Linked DNA regions of Homo sapiens: region 2 is linked to region 1. The links are chromatin contacts, found by Hi-C or POLR2A ChIA-PET in ENCODE. All regions are on one chromosome and are shown on one strand. The core of a region is the stretch at or near the end of the contact, and the rest is flanking DNA. Distances in the headings are between cores, read along the strand shown.

Evidence for each region. Hi-C counts contacts between places; a loop is a spot of excess contacts on that map. ChIA-PET counts read pairs that join two places held with the same protein, here RNA polymerase II (POLR2A). Pooled maps may share reads with other maps.
Region 2: a loop to region 1 is called in a map of gastrocnemius medialis, with 12 times the contacts of the local background. The contact joins two enhancer-like sites. A Hi-C loop is called at or near these places in 2 of 168 maps with a recorded cell type or tissue (gastrocnemius medialis and psoas muscle) and 5 of 50 pooled maps. POLR2A ChIA-PET finds 5 or more read pairs at or near these places in 3 of 52 experiments (HEK293T and WTC11).

Annotation. Positions count from the first base shown.
Region 1 is chrX:54,636,651-54,644,428 of GRCh38, reverse strand. It overlaps a transcript of GNL3L not described here. Among named protein-coding and RNA genes, the nearest start is that of GNL3L, 110 kb to the right of the region's middle. RefSeq lists enhancers at 4,485-4,734, 5,025-5,154, 4,721-5,246. Within about 2 kb of position 4,633, at least 40 of the 41 ENCODE cell types and tissues checked have a DNase peak (open chromatin) inside an H3K27ac peak, as active enhancers do; they include gastrocnemius medialis and psoas muscle, where a contact is called at or near this core.
Region 2 is chrX:54,742,578-54,750,355 of GRCh38, reverse strand. ITIH6 (inter-alpha-trypsin inhibitor heavy chain family member 6) reads left to right here. Exons shown (of 13, transcript NM_198510.3): 13 at 250-1,438. The coding sequence ends at 461. Among named protein-coding and RNA genes, the nearest start is that of ITIH6, 52 kb to the left of the region's middle. Within about 2 kb of position 3,320, at least 2 of the 41 ENCODE cell types and tissues checked have a DNase peak (open chromatin) inside an H3K27ac peak, as active enhancers do; they include gastrocnemius medialis and psoas muscle, where a contact is called at or near this core.

The DNA.
Region 1 (7,778 bases), core at 3,384-5,883:
AGATAGATCAAAGATTTAACTGTAAAACTGAAACCATAAAAGTACTAGCAGACAACATGGATGAATCATTTTTAATACATAATTTTGGAGTGGGTAAAGTATTTGTAATCACTGCAGTTAAAATGGCTTTTCTCAAAAGGACAAAAAATAACGGATGCTGGCAAGGATGCTGAGAAAGGAGAATGTTTGTACACTGTTAGTGGGAATGGAAAGTAGTACAGCCACTATGGAAAACAGTTTGGAGATTCCTCAAAAAACTAAAACTAGAACTGCCATATTATCCAGCAATCCCAGTGCTAGGTATACATCCAAAAGAAAGGAAATCAGTATATTGGAGAGATATCTGCACTCCCATGTTTATTGTAGCACTATTCAATATAGTCAAGACACAGAATCAACCTAAGTGTCCATCAACGGATGAATTGATAAAGAAAATGTGGTATATATACATAATTGAATATTATTCAGCCATACAAAAAGAGTGAAATCCTGTCATTTATAACAACATGCATGACATTATGTTAAGTGAAATAAGCCAGGCACAGAAAAACAAATATCACATGTTCTCACTCATACGTGGGAGTTAAGAAAACACTGATCTTGTGGAGGTAGAGAGTAGTAGGATGATTACCAGAGGCTGGCAAGGGTAGTGGAGAGGTGGGGATAAGGAGGGGTTGGTTAATGGGTACAAAAATACAGTTAGATGGTAGGAATAAGATCTAGTGTTTGGTAGCACCATAGGGTGACTATAGTTAACAATAATTTATTGTATATTTCAAAATAACTAAAAGAGTAGATTTGGAATATTCCCAACACAAAGAAATGATAAATGTTTGAGGTGATGGTTATCCCAATTACCCTGACTGGATCATTACACATCATAAACAGGTATAAAAATATCACATGTAACCCATAGGCATGTACAACCCATAAAAATTAAATTGTGTACCCATAAAAATTAAAATTAAATTAAATTATTTAAAAAGAAAACAAAACCCAAAAACCATAAAGGGAATGATTGGTAAACCTAACCATATAAGTTTAAACAAAGTTTATCTTTGCATATACCACAAGCAAAGACAAAAGACAACAAATGGGTGTGGGAGACATTTGTGCAAATACATATATAATAAGAATATTTATTTCAATATTACAACACATAAAAACAAAAAATTAGAAAAAAATAACCACTAAAAGACATCCAATTAAATAAATTCTGGTAACTCCATACATTGTAATAATATGAATTTGTTTTGTCTTGTTTTTAATAAGGTAGATGTATATGTATTGGTACAGGAAGATGTTAAGTGTTATATGAAAAAGGCAATTATAGAACTTTCATTGGTGTAAACAAAAGCATATATTCATATTTATCTTTATGCAGAAAGATACATGCTTGTTTGTATATGCATGGAAAATGGGAAGATGTAGACAAAACTGTTAACAGTTACTGTCTCTGGAGATTGGTATTAGGAGAGAAAAGCATTGGATGAGAACTTTGTTTTTAGTTTATACATTCATTTATTCTACAAATATTGATTGAACTTACATACCAGCAGTTTTAGATCCTCAGGATACAGATAAGGCTTCTGTTCTCATTTCTGAAGAGGAGGCAGACAATAAACAATTACATAAATGAGCAACGCAATTTCAAACAGTGACAAGGGCTATGCAGGGAATAAAAAGGAGTTTATATGACAGAAAGCAGTGGGGCCAAGAGTTGTGTGGGCTATTTCATACTGCGTGGTTTGGCAAAGTCCTCTCTGAAGAAGTGACAATTGAGTGAAGACAATGACAAGAAGGAGCCAGCCACTGGAAAAGCAAGGGGAAAAGCATTACAAAGAGAAGGGACTCTCTGTTTAAAGCTGGCGAAGGAAAAAAAATTTTTTTTTAAATAAAGAGAAGGAACACTCAGTATAAAGGACCAAAGGTGAGAACAACCTTGGCGTGTTCTGGAAACAGAGGCCAATGTAGCTGGAGCTACATTCCTTTACATTGAAAGGAAATAAATGAAAGGAAGAGTCGAAGGAGCTGATTGATGTTCAGATCAGATTATGTCTGTATTGATTGCTTTTGTTTTTATATGACAAGCTTGTGGTCATTTTTAAAAATAAAAATAACATATTAATGCTTTTAAAAAAAAGATTAAGAGAATCTGACAGACCAGCTCCATCACTGGCTGTGTCACCTTAGTCAAGTTAATCTCACTAAGCCTCAGTTTCTTCACTTGTAAAATGAGGAAAAGTACACTCACCTCAGAGGGCCGAAGTGCAAATTAAATTAAACCTATTTAAAAGGCTGTTTTTGTTAAGACTCTTTTGGATGCAAGGAACAGAAACCCAGTGAAGCTAGATCACGAATCAGAAATCCAAGGGCAGGAAGTGAAGTACAGATAAAGCTTATTAAGCCTGGAGCTGCAGGAAATTTCTGGATGAGGCATGGACCCTCTGCTCTGGAGCTTTACCATTAATGTAATTCATCTGCACTACATGTCTGCTTCTCTCTGTACATCTGCCCCAGCTTCCTCATTCAGCCAACCACCTTGAACTGCTCCCCCAGGATTTTAACAGGCACTTGACCTGATTCATAATGCTGCACCCACCTACCCAGCATCCTGGTCTACTGGACCTGTCAGCTCAGCTCCCCACAACTAACTGGCAACTCTCCTCTGGATCTCTTATTTCACATTCCCAAGAGAGCAATCTGATTGGCCCACCTCATCTTCTAAAGCTGGGCCATACAACTCACAGGTTGTGGGCTGGCCTTGGATCAGGTGCTGTATCCTAAAGGAAGGGTGGATGTAATACATAGTTAGTCCTTGCTTGATCATTTGGTAGGAGCTGTAAGTAGAGCCAGTGCTCCCAGAAGGGGATGTAAAGATGGCCAGTGGCCATCAAAGATAGTGGTGGCATCTCTGATGCATGTGTGCAGCAGAGTGACTGGAACATGGCAGGTGTTCAACAAATAGTCATAATTATTCACGGTAACATTATGCCACCTCTTACAGGAAGCCTTCCCAGAACTCTTAAGGTTCCCAAACTTTTTCACCCAGATCAGGACCCCTACTGCAGGAATCATCCAATTAAGAAATCAATGAAATTTCATTATACAGGACAGACTTTTATGGCCTTCTAGGTATAAAGCACTGTACTGGGCACTGGGAGGAAGGATACACAAATGAATGAGGCCCTTATCCTGGCCTCAAGGAGCTCTGAGGATAGTAAAAGGTAAAAGGCAAACTGAGCCATGAGAAATCCACAGATAGGGAGCTCTGGGAGTTCAGAGAAGGGCAAAAACTGTTGTTTATCCGTATGTATGCCTGTCTCCTGGATACCTCCCTTTAGATGTCCCAAAGGCACCTCGAACTAAATGTATTTAAAACTGATCTCATCTGCTCCCTCCCAAACCTGTTCCTCTTCTCAGATTCCCTGTCTCAGTGAGGCAAGTTCATCCAACCCAGTTGCTCAAGCTTGAAACCTGAGCTGCACCCGCTCACAATGTCAGCTGTTGCAGTTGCTAAAGTTGTCCCCGAACCTTTGGTGTGTGTTTGCCTTGCCCCAAAGGTCAGAACTAATAATAAACTTCTGCATTGCTGCAGGATACGGAAATTAAAACCAGCCTGGAGACAGACAAGACCCGGAGTCCACCAGGTTTGATTTCGGACTTGGCTTCTGATGTCAACGGGTATGATCCCTTTCAGGAAAGCGGGTCGACAAGAGCCTAAAACATGTTTATGACATTTTCCTGGTAATTCTGCTCCTAAATCGATATCCACCCACCCCTACTCCTACAGGAAAAGCTCTAAGCACAAAATTATTCCTTGCAGAGATATATTTTGGTGGTCAAACACTAGAAAGTAGTTTTAATATCCAACAAGAGAAGGGTTAAGTGAATTGTGGCACAGCTGTCTAATGGAACATTCTACAACCATTGCTGAGAGATGACGGCTGTGGAGATTCTATAGCAACAGAGAAAAATTATTATGCCATAACTAAGGATGCAGGGTTGTGTGTACACTCTGACTGCAACAACCTAAAAACTGCATGGCCTCAAGCTCTGCTGATGGACATTTAAAATTTCTCCTCTATTATTACTTTTTAAAAAGGCCTTAACTTTATGTCATGTATGGGTATCTCTGGGTTTGGGGTTTTTGGCTTGTTGTTTTCGTTTTTTCAGTCTTTTCCTTCCGTCAATCAACCGCCTTAAAAATGTGTCTTCTTTGTACCAGGCCCTCCCCGAGGTGCTGGTGATTCAAAGGTCAATCACCCACAACTCTTTCTCTGGGATGTCAGGGCAGAAGAGGAAACAGATACAAAAATAAACAGTTTCAAAAATATATGGGCCAGTCTTTATGGGCCCACTTGTGGACGTACGCAGGCACGGTCACCCCCTGGCGGCCACTCGACTACCAGCTCTTGGGTGGCTCTAACCTCTGGACAGCGGCTTCCACTCTCGGTGGCCAGCCCCAGCCTCGTTCTCCGAGAGAGTCCAAGACTCCTCCCTCTCCCTCCTTCTGGGGCCCTCCATCCCCTAGTAGGCGTCTCAGCCTGGGCCTGGCCCAGACAAATCCGACCCTGTTACTCTCACCGGAGCTCCTCCCTCCCCGAAAGCCTCACTCCGGCTGTGAGCTGCAAGATTACGTCATTGTCAATGGTTCGCATGCGCCCTCACCACTGGACAATTGGCGCACCCCTGCCGCAGGCGGGCGTAGCTTCGGGCTCCGGGGTTCTCCCTTTTCCTTTCCTGATGTTTTTTTTAAAGTGGCGACACACTACTTGTAAGAGACGCTGGTAAACTCGTGGCTTTAGGAGGAAATGGGAGCCAAGAAAAGCTGCAAAGCTCAAGGCTCACGACCGCTTGCTCGCCATTGTCCCACTCACTTCCGAAAGAGATAACGCCCCTTTCCGACTCTTTTGGCCTCCCCGCTCCAAGAGTGAGAATCGAAGCCCCGCCCCGTGAGCGTCTAGTCCCAAGATAACCCAGCTGCGCTTGCGAGTGCAAGTACACTGGGGCGGGGCTGACAGGAGGCTGATGCAATCGAGTCGGGCGGGCGGGGCACGTCGGATGAAAGTGGGTACCGGAAGAAAAGGGGTTATTTCAGCAGGCTTAGTAACCCTATTCAAAGTAAGACCTTAATATATAAGTAAAAGTTCGTGCCTGATTTGGAGAGCTCTTTGACTATTAAATTTTTTTTAATGTAACGCCTGTAATCCCAGCACTTTGGGAGGCCAAGGTGGGTGGATCACTTGAGTCCATGAGTTTGAGACCAGCATGGGCAACACAGTGAGACCCTCCCTCTCTATTTTATTTTAAAAAACATTATTTTAAAGGTATATATCCTATTGGCTCAGCAATCCCATTTCCATATATATACATCCAAGACTCCTAGAGAAGTGTATGCGGATCACCTACAGGGCTTTGTTAAAACACAGATTGTTGTGGCCCATCTACTATCAGAGATTAGGAACTTGTGTTTCTAACAACTTCCAGGGTAATGCTGGGGCAAACTGGTTCAAGACCACACTTTAAGAACCTTAGATCTAGAGGACAAAAAACTGCAAGGAGCCTTATGAACAAGTGTAAGCCGTGCTGATTTGTTGGCAATAACGAAAAATTGAAAGTATCAGTGGGGGCAGGAGATGGTTGATAAACTTATCAGTTTAAAATGGGCTATATATAGGCCGGGCATGGTGGCTGACGGCTGTAATGCCAATACTTTGAGAGGCCGAGGTGGGTGGATCACCTGAGGTCAGAAGTTCGAGACCAGCATGGTGAAACCCCGTCTCTACTAAAAATACAAAAATTAGCCAGGCGCCTGTAATCCCAGCTACTCAGAAGGCTGAAGCAGGAGAAACGCTTGAACCCGGGAGGCGGAGGTTGCAGTGGGCCGGAGATTGCGCCACTGCACTCCAGCCTGGGCAACAGAGCCAGACTATCTCAATTAATTAATTAATTAATTTAATGAGCTATATATAAACTGACATGGAAAGATATCGAAGGTGATGATGATAGTAGTGAGGGTGGTGATGATGATACTTAATGTTTATTGAGCACTTACACTGTATCAGGCACTGTGTGAAGGATTTTACATTTCTTACCTCATTTTCTACAGCAATTCTCAGGAATGTGGACTGTGTCTAATTCGCTGTATATTTTTAGTCCAGAACAGGGTCTGGCACCCAGGATCTTGTCAGTAAATGTTTGTGGCCTCATGTGATCAGATCCAGTCCCACAAGTTCACAGTCCCAAGAGTTTAGGACTTCACAGCCCAAACAATATTTCAAAAAATTGCAAAGGATGGATAAAATATTGCGGAAGAAGGACACTAAAAACAAACTACTGCCTTCTATCACCATCATTTTAAGAAAAGACAATTACACATAATCCCCCATTAAAGGAACGAACTTTTTAATTTATCTTTAATATGAAAATTTTTAACATATGCAAAAGTAGAAAGAAGAGTAAATGAACCCCCAAGTACCTCTCACCCAGCTTCTCAATTATCACCTCCTGGCCAAGCATCTTACATCTCAAACCCCAACACACATCGTATCCCAGATTACTTTGAAGCAAATGCTAGACGCCATTTTCTCCATAAATATTTGAGTTCATGTGTTTAAAATATAAGAACTCTTTTATAATAATAACCATAATACCACAGAATATCTAAAAATTTAAGAATAATTTCCTAATATTATAAAATATCCAAGTATTTACATTTCCCTGATTTATACATATCTTTTGCAGTTTTGCACAAATTAGCAAGTAAATAAGATAAAGCAGAGGCCTTTAAATCAAATATACACTACAGTGTCCTTTTTATCTTCATTTTACTGCAGATTGGCAAAAACTATATCAGGCCCTTGCACAAGATGACAGACCAGTATTGGGAACTACTGGCATAACATTCATTCAAAAGTAGATAGTGAGATATATATGTGTGTGTGTGTGCATGCACATGTGTGCACACATGTGTGTATATGTGTGTATACATACAAACTGCAAAATATATATGTGTGTATACACACACACAGCCTGACACTTCTAGCGGTACACAAGGGTAAATAAGACAGATGCAGTCCCTGTACTCCTGGAGCCAACATTCTACTGAGAGAAACAGACAATTACCAAGTCAAGAAATACATTTGGAATTTAATTTCGGGGTCATAATATGTACAATGAAAAAAATAAAGAAGGAAGATAAGGCAGTAGAAAATGATGGAGGCAGTAGTACATTGGCAAAATGGTGAAGTAGGCAGCTCCAAGCTCTTGTTCCCCTACAGAAACTGATAATCAAGCAGAAACTGACAGAACCAACTTTCTCAAAACTCTGGAAAACAATGAAAAGTTTATAGCAACCAAGCAAATGCTGAATAAAGAAAAAGGCAATAACAGATGCCAGTGAGGTTGCAGAGAAAAGGGAACACTTATACACTTATGGTGGAAATGTAAATTAGTTCAGCCACTGTGGAAAGCAGTGTGATTTCTCAAAGAACTTAAAACAGAGCTACCATTTGACTGAGCAATCCCATTACTGGAAGTCTCATATACCCAAAGGAAAATAAACCATTCTACTAAAAAGACACATGCATGTGTATGTTCATCACAGTGCTATTCACAATAGCAAAGATACAGAATCAACCTAGATGCCCATCAACAGTGGATTGGATAAAGAAAATGTGATACATATATACTGTGGAATACTGTGCAGCCATAAAAAAGAATGAAATCATGTCTTTTGCAGCAATATGAATGCAGCTTGAGGTCATCATCCTAAG
Region 2 (7,778 bases), core at 2,071-4,570, 110 kb before region 1:
TCTCCAAACCTGGCTGTCCCCCTTTCTCTGCCATCTCATGTACTTTGGCTCCCTACTTCCATATTACACTCCAGCCCCATCTGGCTCCTGTACAGTTCCCACAATGCCAAGCCTCTTCCCTCTGGTCTTTTGCTGCCCCTCCTTCTTCCTCCTTTAAATCCCTCTGGATTTCCTGCTGGGCCTCCTTGCAGATCTCTGAGCAGGGACTCAGGCCACCTCCCTGACTAGCACTGCATCTCTCTCCCTCAGGGCAGTTCCAGCACGCAGACATCCGACTGGTGACAGGACCTATGGGGCCATGCTTACGAAGGCACCATGGCCCAGATGTGCCTGTGATTCTAGGCAAGAGGCTGCTGAAGGACTCACCAAGGCTGCTGCCCCGCTGGGCTTCCTGCTGGCTGGTGAAGCGCTCTCATGTAGAGCTGCTTCTGGGCCACCCCTACCTCTCCTATGTCCTGTGATGGCTTCTGAATTCCAGAGCCAGGAGACCTGAATTTGGGAGATCCAGAAACCAGGGCATGGGGTGAGCCAGGGACAGAGACCCAAGGACATGGAAGCACACACAGGGACACACAGACTCACGCATGTTCTAAGGAACACATATACAAGGGTATACAAACACATAGACATGCAGAGACATAGAGTCAGGGACTCCTGCATCTTCATGGTCCTTCACATCTCCAGTCTCACCCTCTCCAAATCCATGCTCCTCACCAGCCCTACAAGCCACTTTTGTAAAACGAAAAAATGATCAGTAGTTCTGCTCACAGCTTTCCCTAACTCCTATGGCATATTCAAGGCTCTCAGAGTTTCCCTAACAAACCATGCTCACTCCTACCACTGGACCATTGCATGTGCTTTTCCTTCTGCATGAAACACTCTTCCTTTGTTCCTGTAGGTGAGTATAATTCATCCTTCAAATCCTAGTTGTTACCTCTTCTAGGAGGCCTTTCCTGATGCCTGCCCTAGATTGAGTTTGGTCCTGTCCTCTGGGTTCCTATAGCCCACCCCCAACCCTCCACGCTCACAGTATTTATACTGTGTAGTAATCATCTGTTTACTTGTCTGGATCCCTGACTTAGACTGTGAGATCTTTGAGGGCAAGGACCTTTTCTGAATCATCTATGTATCCCCAGTGCCTCTCACATAATAGGTGCTTAGTAAATATTTGTTAAAAGAATGAATTAATTAATTAACAAAAAAGGATCCCATAACATAGCAATAGACACACATATATACATACTCACAACCAAAGACACAGGATCACACCCGGAAAAACAGTGACAAGGGCACAGATATGGATGGATAGAGGGACAGACATTTATGGAAACACAGGAATCACAAAACAAACATGGACATAGGGGTATAGAGACATAAAAAGATGGGGACAGGGAGCCAGAGTGGCAGAATCAGGGACATAAACTCAGAGAAAAAGGAACAGATGCTCTCTGGCTGCACCTCTGTGTCTTCGTGGTTTTCAGTTACTGTCCCTGTCACAAAGAGGCAAAGAGTAAAAAAGGTCACTTAGGTACAGACACATAATGAGTAATGTAAAGACACTGATACATAACTATATACAAACTAAGAGATAGATAAACATAGAGATTCAGACACAGGAGCAGAGGTATTAAGACACACAGAGACATGGGGACATAGGTAACCAAGGAGACACTGACCAGGACCACAGTCCAAGACACCAAGGTCAGAGGGGTAGAAACTCAGAGATACACAGACATGCTGATTTGCAGACATGAGGCAGAGAATAGGAGAAGAACAGAGAAACACAGGGCCAGAGACATATAAAGATGTAGAAACAGAGATGTTACACAGACTGAGGCTTGGTGACAAAGATAGGGATATAGGCAAAGGAATACACTAAGAGTGAGACAGGAGCACAGACTCATATGTTCACAGATCCACAGATAAAGACATGGAGACTCGGATACTTGAACAGTTACAAGAAAAGAGATAAGGTTCAGGCCAGAGACATAAGGAGAGGCAAGATGCAGACCCAGGTAAAATGGGGACATGGTGACACAGTGAGAGGCACATTGGGAATTCAGAGACAGAGAACCCAGAACAAGTAGACATAGGGATGTGAACCCACAAACACAGTCATATGGACACAGGCTAGACACAGAGACAGAAACACAGGGACATGTCTGGTAAGATAGAAACAGGAACAAGGAAACCTAAACACATAGATCAGACAGACAGAATATAAGCAAATGGGCATAAACATGTGACAAAGAAGTATATCCAGAGAAGCAAGGGTGCAAAGACACCGAACCAACATGCACCTGGCAACACCAGAAAAAGTTACACACAGACAGACAACCAAGGCCACAACAGAAGGCATGGGAACAGGGAATCAGACCCAGGTACACAGAGATAGTGGCTTAAAGATAAAAAGATATGGAACCAGACACCAGACGCAAACAGAGAGGCAGGAACACAGAGGAGGTGAGCCAGACCAAAACAAAACCAGGGGCAGAGTGACACAGAAAGAGAAACAGATGCGGAAAGACACCCTGACAAACAGACTCACAGAAATGTCAACAGTCATGGGAACCCAGAGAAAAAGACACAGGAACTGAAAAAGAGAGGGACTGAATCACAGAACAACTTAAAACACAACCACAGTAACATAAAGAAACAATAATACAGAGATATCGACAAAAGCTGGGGAAAATAGATGGAGAAGAGGATAAATACAGAAACACAGAGACACAAACATGGAAAGTAAAGTTCCAGAAATGCACAGACTCGGGGACTCACTAACACAGGGCATATGGAAAGAGGCATATGCAGATTTATGAACATGCAGACCCTGGAACACAGAGCCTCAGAGACACCCAGACAGAAGAATACAGAGGGAGGCAGTGTAAGATGGCGGAATAGAAGGCTCCACCTATCATCCCCTGCCTTCCCCTCAAGGACACCAATTAAACAACTATCTACACAAAAAAAGCAACTTCTTAAGAACAAAAAATCAGGTGAGCACTCACAGTACCTGGTTTTAACTTCATATCACTGAAAGAGGCACTGAAGAGGTAGGAAAAACAGTCTTGACTCACTGACACCACCTCCCCATCCCCTAGCAGTGGCTGAGGGGTGTGGAGAGAGAATCTGACTACTTGGAAGAGGGAAAGCACAGCAATTGAAGTGAGGCATTGAACTCAGTGCTGCCCTGTCATAGCAGAAAGCAAAATAACGAACTCAGCTGACGCCTGCACACAGAGGGAACATTTAAATTAGCCCTAGCCAGAGGGCAATTGCCCATCCCAGCAGTTGAAATTTGAGTTCCCACAAGCCACACCACCTTGGGCCAAAGTGTTTTGGGGCCCCAAATAAACATGAAAGGCAGTCTAGGACACAAGGACTGCAACTCCTAAGCAAGTCCTAGTGCTAAACTGGGCACTGAAACAGTGGACTGGGGAGGGGAGGCCACTCAACCGACAGAGACATTAGGCAGGGAGGCAAAGGGAGTACTGGCACAACACCTCCCCTAACCCCAGGCTGCATAGCTGGCAGCTCCGAAAGAGACTTCTTCCTTCCACTTGAGGAGAGAAGAGGGAAGAGTGGGGAGGACTTTGTCTTGCATCTTGGATACCACCTAAGCTACAATGGGACAGGGTACTGGTCAGAGTTGTGAGGCACCCTTTCTAGGCCCCAGTTCCCAGACAACATTTCTAGACACACCCTGGGCCAGAAGGGAACCTGCTGCATTGAAGGGAAGGACCCAGTTGTGGCAGGATTCCTTGCCTGCTAACTGAAGAGCCCTTGGTCCCTGAATAACTAACAGTGATACCCAGGTACTACGTCAAGAGCCTTGGGTGAGACTCTCAGACTTGCTGGCTTCAGATGAGACTTAACACATTCCCAGCTGTAATGGCTATGGGGCAAGACTCACTCCTTCCACTAAAGTGGAAGGAAAAGTAAAGGGGACTTTGTCTTGCACCTTAGGTACCAGCTCAAACTTGCAGGGTAGAGCATGAAGAGGGCTCTTAGGGTTACCAATTCCAGGTATTGGATCTTGGATGGCATTTCTGGACCTGCCTTAGGCCAGAGGGGAGCCCACTGCCCTAAATGGTGAGTCCCAGGCCAGGCAACATCTAACACACGCTGATTGAAGAGCCCTTGATTCTTAAGGGAACATCAGTGGTAGCCTGGCAGTACTCCCTGTGAGTCTGTGGTGGCAGTGGGCATGGGGTGAGGCTCCTCTGCCTTTAGAAAAGTGAGGGAAGATTGGGAAGGACTGTGTCTTGTGGATTGAGTTTCATCTCAGCCACAGTACAATAGAACATCAGGTAGATTTCTAAGGTTTTTGACTCCAGTACCTGGTACCTGGGTGGCATCTCTGGACCTATTCGGGGCCTGAGGGAACTCACTGCCCTGAAGGGAAGGACATAAGCCTGACTGACTTTGCCACCTGCTGATTATAAAGCCCCAGGGCCTTGAGCAAACATAGGTGGTAGCCAAAGAGTGGTTATGCCAAGACTTGGGTGAGGCCCAGTGCTGTGCTGACTTCAAGTCTGACACAGTGCAGTTTTAATAGTGGCGGCCACAGAGGTGCTTGTTTCACTCCACCCAGAACTCCAGGTGGCTCATAACAGAAAGACTTGTTTGGGAGAAAGAGAGAGAAGAGAAAAAAGAGTCTCTGCCTGGAAATCCAAAGTATTCTTCCAGATCTTGTCCAAGACCATCAAGACAATACCTCTACAAGTCTGCAAGAACCACAGCATTACTGGGCTTTGGTTGCCCCTAATGCAGATACAGCTTAGATCACAACACCTAAGTCTTTTCTAATATCTGGAAAGCCTTCCCAAGAAGGATGGGTACAAACAGGCCCAGACTGTGAAGACTAGACTAAATACCTAACTCTTCAATGCCCAAACACAGGCGAACATCCACAAGTCTCAAGACCATCGAGAAAAGCATGACCTCACCAAATGAACTAAATAAGGCACCAGGGACCAATCCTGGAGAAATAGAGATATGTGACCTTTCACATATTAAAGAAATGTGATATCAAAGATAATTCAAAATAGCTGTGTTAAGGAAACTCAAAGAAATTCAAGCTAATGCAGAGAAGGAATTCAGAATTCGAAGAGATTGAAATAATTTAAAAGAATGAAACAAATTCTGGGGTTGAAAAATGCGATTGATATACTGAAGAATGCATTGGAGTCTTTTAATAGCAGAAATGATCAAGCAGAAGACAGAATTAATGAGCTTCAAGACAAGCTATTTGAAAATTCACAGTCAGAGACAAAAGAAAAAAGAATAAAAAACAATGAAGCATGCCTGCAGGATCTAGAAAATAGCTTCAATAGAGCAAATCTAAGAGTTATTAGCCTTAAAGAGGAGGTAGAGAAAGAGATAGGGGTAGAAAGTTTATTCAAAGGGATAATAACAGAGAACTTCCCAAACTTAGAGAAAGATATCAATATTCAAGCACAAAAAGATTATAGAACACCAAGCAGATTTCACCCAAAGAAGACTACCTCAAGGTATTTAATAATCAAACTCCCAAAGGTCAAGGTTAAAGAAAGCATCCTAAAAGCAGTGAAACAAATAACAGACGATGAATCTCCCATGTGTCTGACAACAGACTTTTCAGTGGAAATCATAAAGGCCAAGAGAGAGTGGCATGGCATATTAAAATGCGAAAGGAAAAATACTTTTACCCTAGAAAAGTAAATCTCATGAAAATGCCCTTCAAACATGTAGGAGAAATAAAGACTTTCCCAGACAAACAAAAGCTGAAGGATTTCATCAATAACAGACTCATCCTATAAGAAGTGCTAAAGGGAGTACTTCAATCAGAAAGACAAGGATATGACTGAGCAATAAATAATCACCTGAAGATACACAGAAAAACACAGAATATAACACTGTAACTGTGGTGTGTAAACTACTCTTATCCTAAGTAGAAAGACTAAATGATGAGCCAATCAAAACTACTAACTACAACAACTTTCCAAGACATAGTACGATAAGACCTAAATAGTAACAACAAAAAATTAGAAAATGAGGAGATGAAGTTAAGGCATAAAGTCTTTAATAATTTTCTTTATGTCTGTTTGTGCAAACAGGGTTGTTATCAGCTTAAAATAATGGATTATAAGAAAGTATTTGAAAGCCTCATGGTAAACTCAAACTGAAAAACATGCAACAGACACACAAAAAATAAAAAAGCAAGAGACTAAATCATATCTTTTTTTTTTTTTTTTTTTTGATACTGAGTCTCGCTCTGTCACCCAGGCTGGAGTTCAGTGGTGCGATCTCAGCTAGCTGCAAGCTCTGCCTCCTGGGTTGATGCCATTCCCCTGCCTCAGCCTCCCAAGTAGCTGGGACCACAGGCACTCGCCACCACACTTGGATAAATTTTTGTATTTTTAGTACAGATGGGGTTTCACTGTGTTAACCAGGATGGTCTCAATCTCCTGACCTCATGATCCACTCACTTCGGCCTCCCAAAGTGCTGGGATTACAGGCATGAGCCACTGCACCTGGCAAAATCATATCATTATAGAAAATCATCTTCACTAAAAGGAAGACAGGAAGGAGAAAGAAGAGAAGACCACACACACAAAAAAAAACCCAGGGTTATAAGATAGTATTTACAAGCTTCATGGTAACCTCAAAGCAAAAAACGCATGACAGATACACAAAAAACAAGAAAATAAGAAACTAAATCATATCACCAAAGAAAATCACCTTTGCTAAAAGAAAGACAGAATGGAAAAAAGAAGGAAAAGCAGACCACAAAAAAATAGGAAAACCAATAACAAAATGCCAGGAGTAAGTCTTTACTTATCAATAATAACGTTGAATGCAAATGGGCTAAATGTTCCAATCAAAAGACATAGAGTGGCTGAATAGATTAAAAAAAAAAAACAAGATCCATTGATCTGGTGCCTACAAGAAACACGCTTCACCTATTAAGACACACATAGACTGCAAATAAAGGGATGGAAAAAGATATTCCGTGACAATGGAAACCAAAAAAGAGTAGGAGTAGTTGTACTTGTATCAGAAGAAAATAGATTCCAAGGCAAAAACTATAAGAAGAGACTATATAATGATAAAAGGGTCAATAAGCAAGAGGATATGACAATTTTAAATATATACGCACCCAACAATGGAATACCCAGATATATAAAGTAAATATTATTACAAGCAAAGAGAGAGATAGACCCCAATAGAATAATAAGTGGAGACTTCAACATCCCACTTTTAATATTGGACAGATCTTCCAGACAGAAAATTAACAAACTCAGACTTAATTTGCACTATAGACTAAGTGGACCTGATACATATTTACAGAATATTTCATCCAATGGCTGCAGAGTACACATTATTTTCCTTAGCACTTGGATCATTTTCAAGGAAAGACCATATGTTAGGTCACAAAACAAGTCTTAAAACATTCAAAAAACTGAAATAACATCAAGGTTCTTATTTGACCACAATGAAGTAAAACTATTCATTTCTAAATCAATAAGAGAAATTTTGGCAACTATAGAAATACATGGAAATTAAACAATATGCTCCTGAATGACCAATAGGTCAATGAAGAAATTAAGAAGGAAATTAAAAATTTTCTTGAAAGAAAAGACAATGGGAACACAACATCCCAAAACTTATGGGATACAGCAAAAGCAGTACTCAGAGGGAACTTTATAGTATAAATGCCCACATTAAAGATGAAGAAAAGCTTAAACAACCTAATGATACATCTGAAGGAACTAGAAAAGCAAGAGCAAACCAAA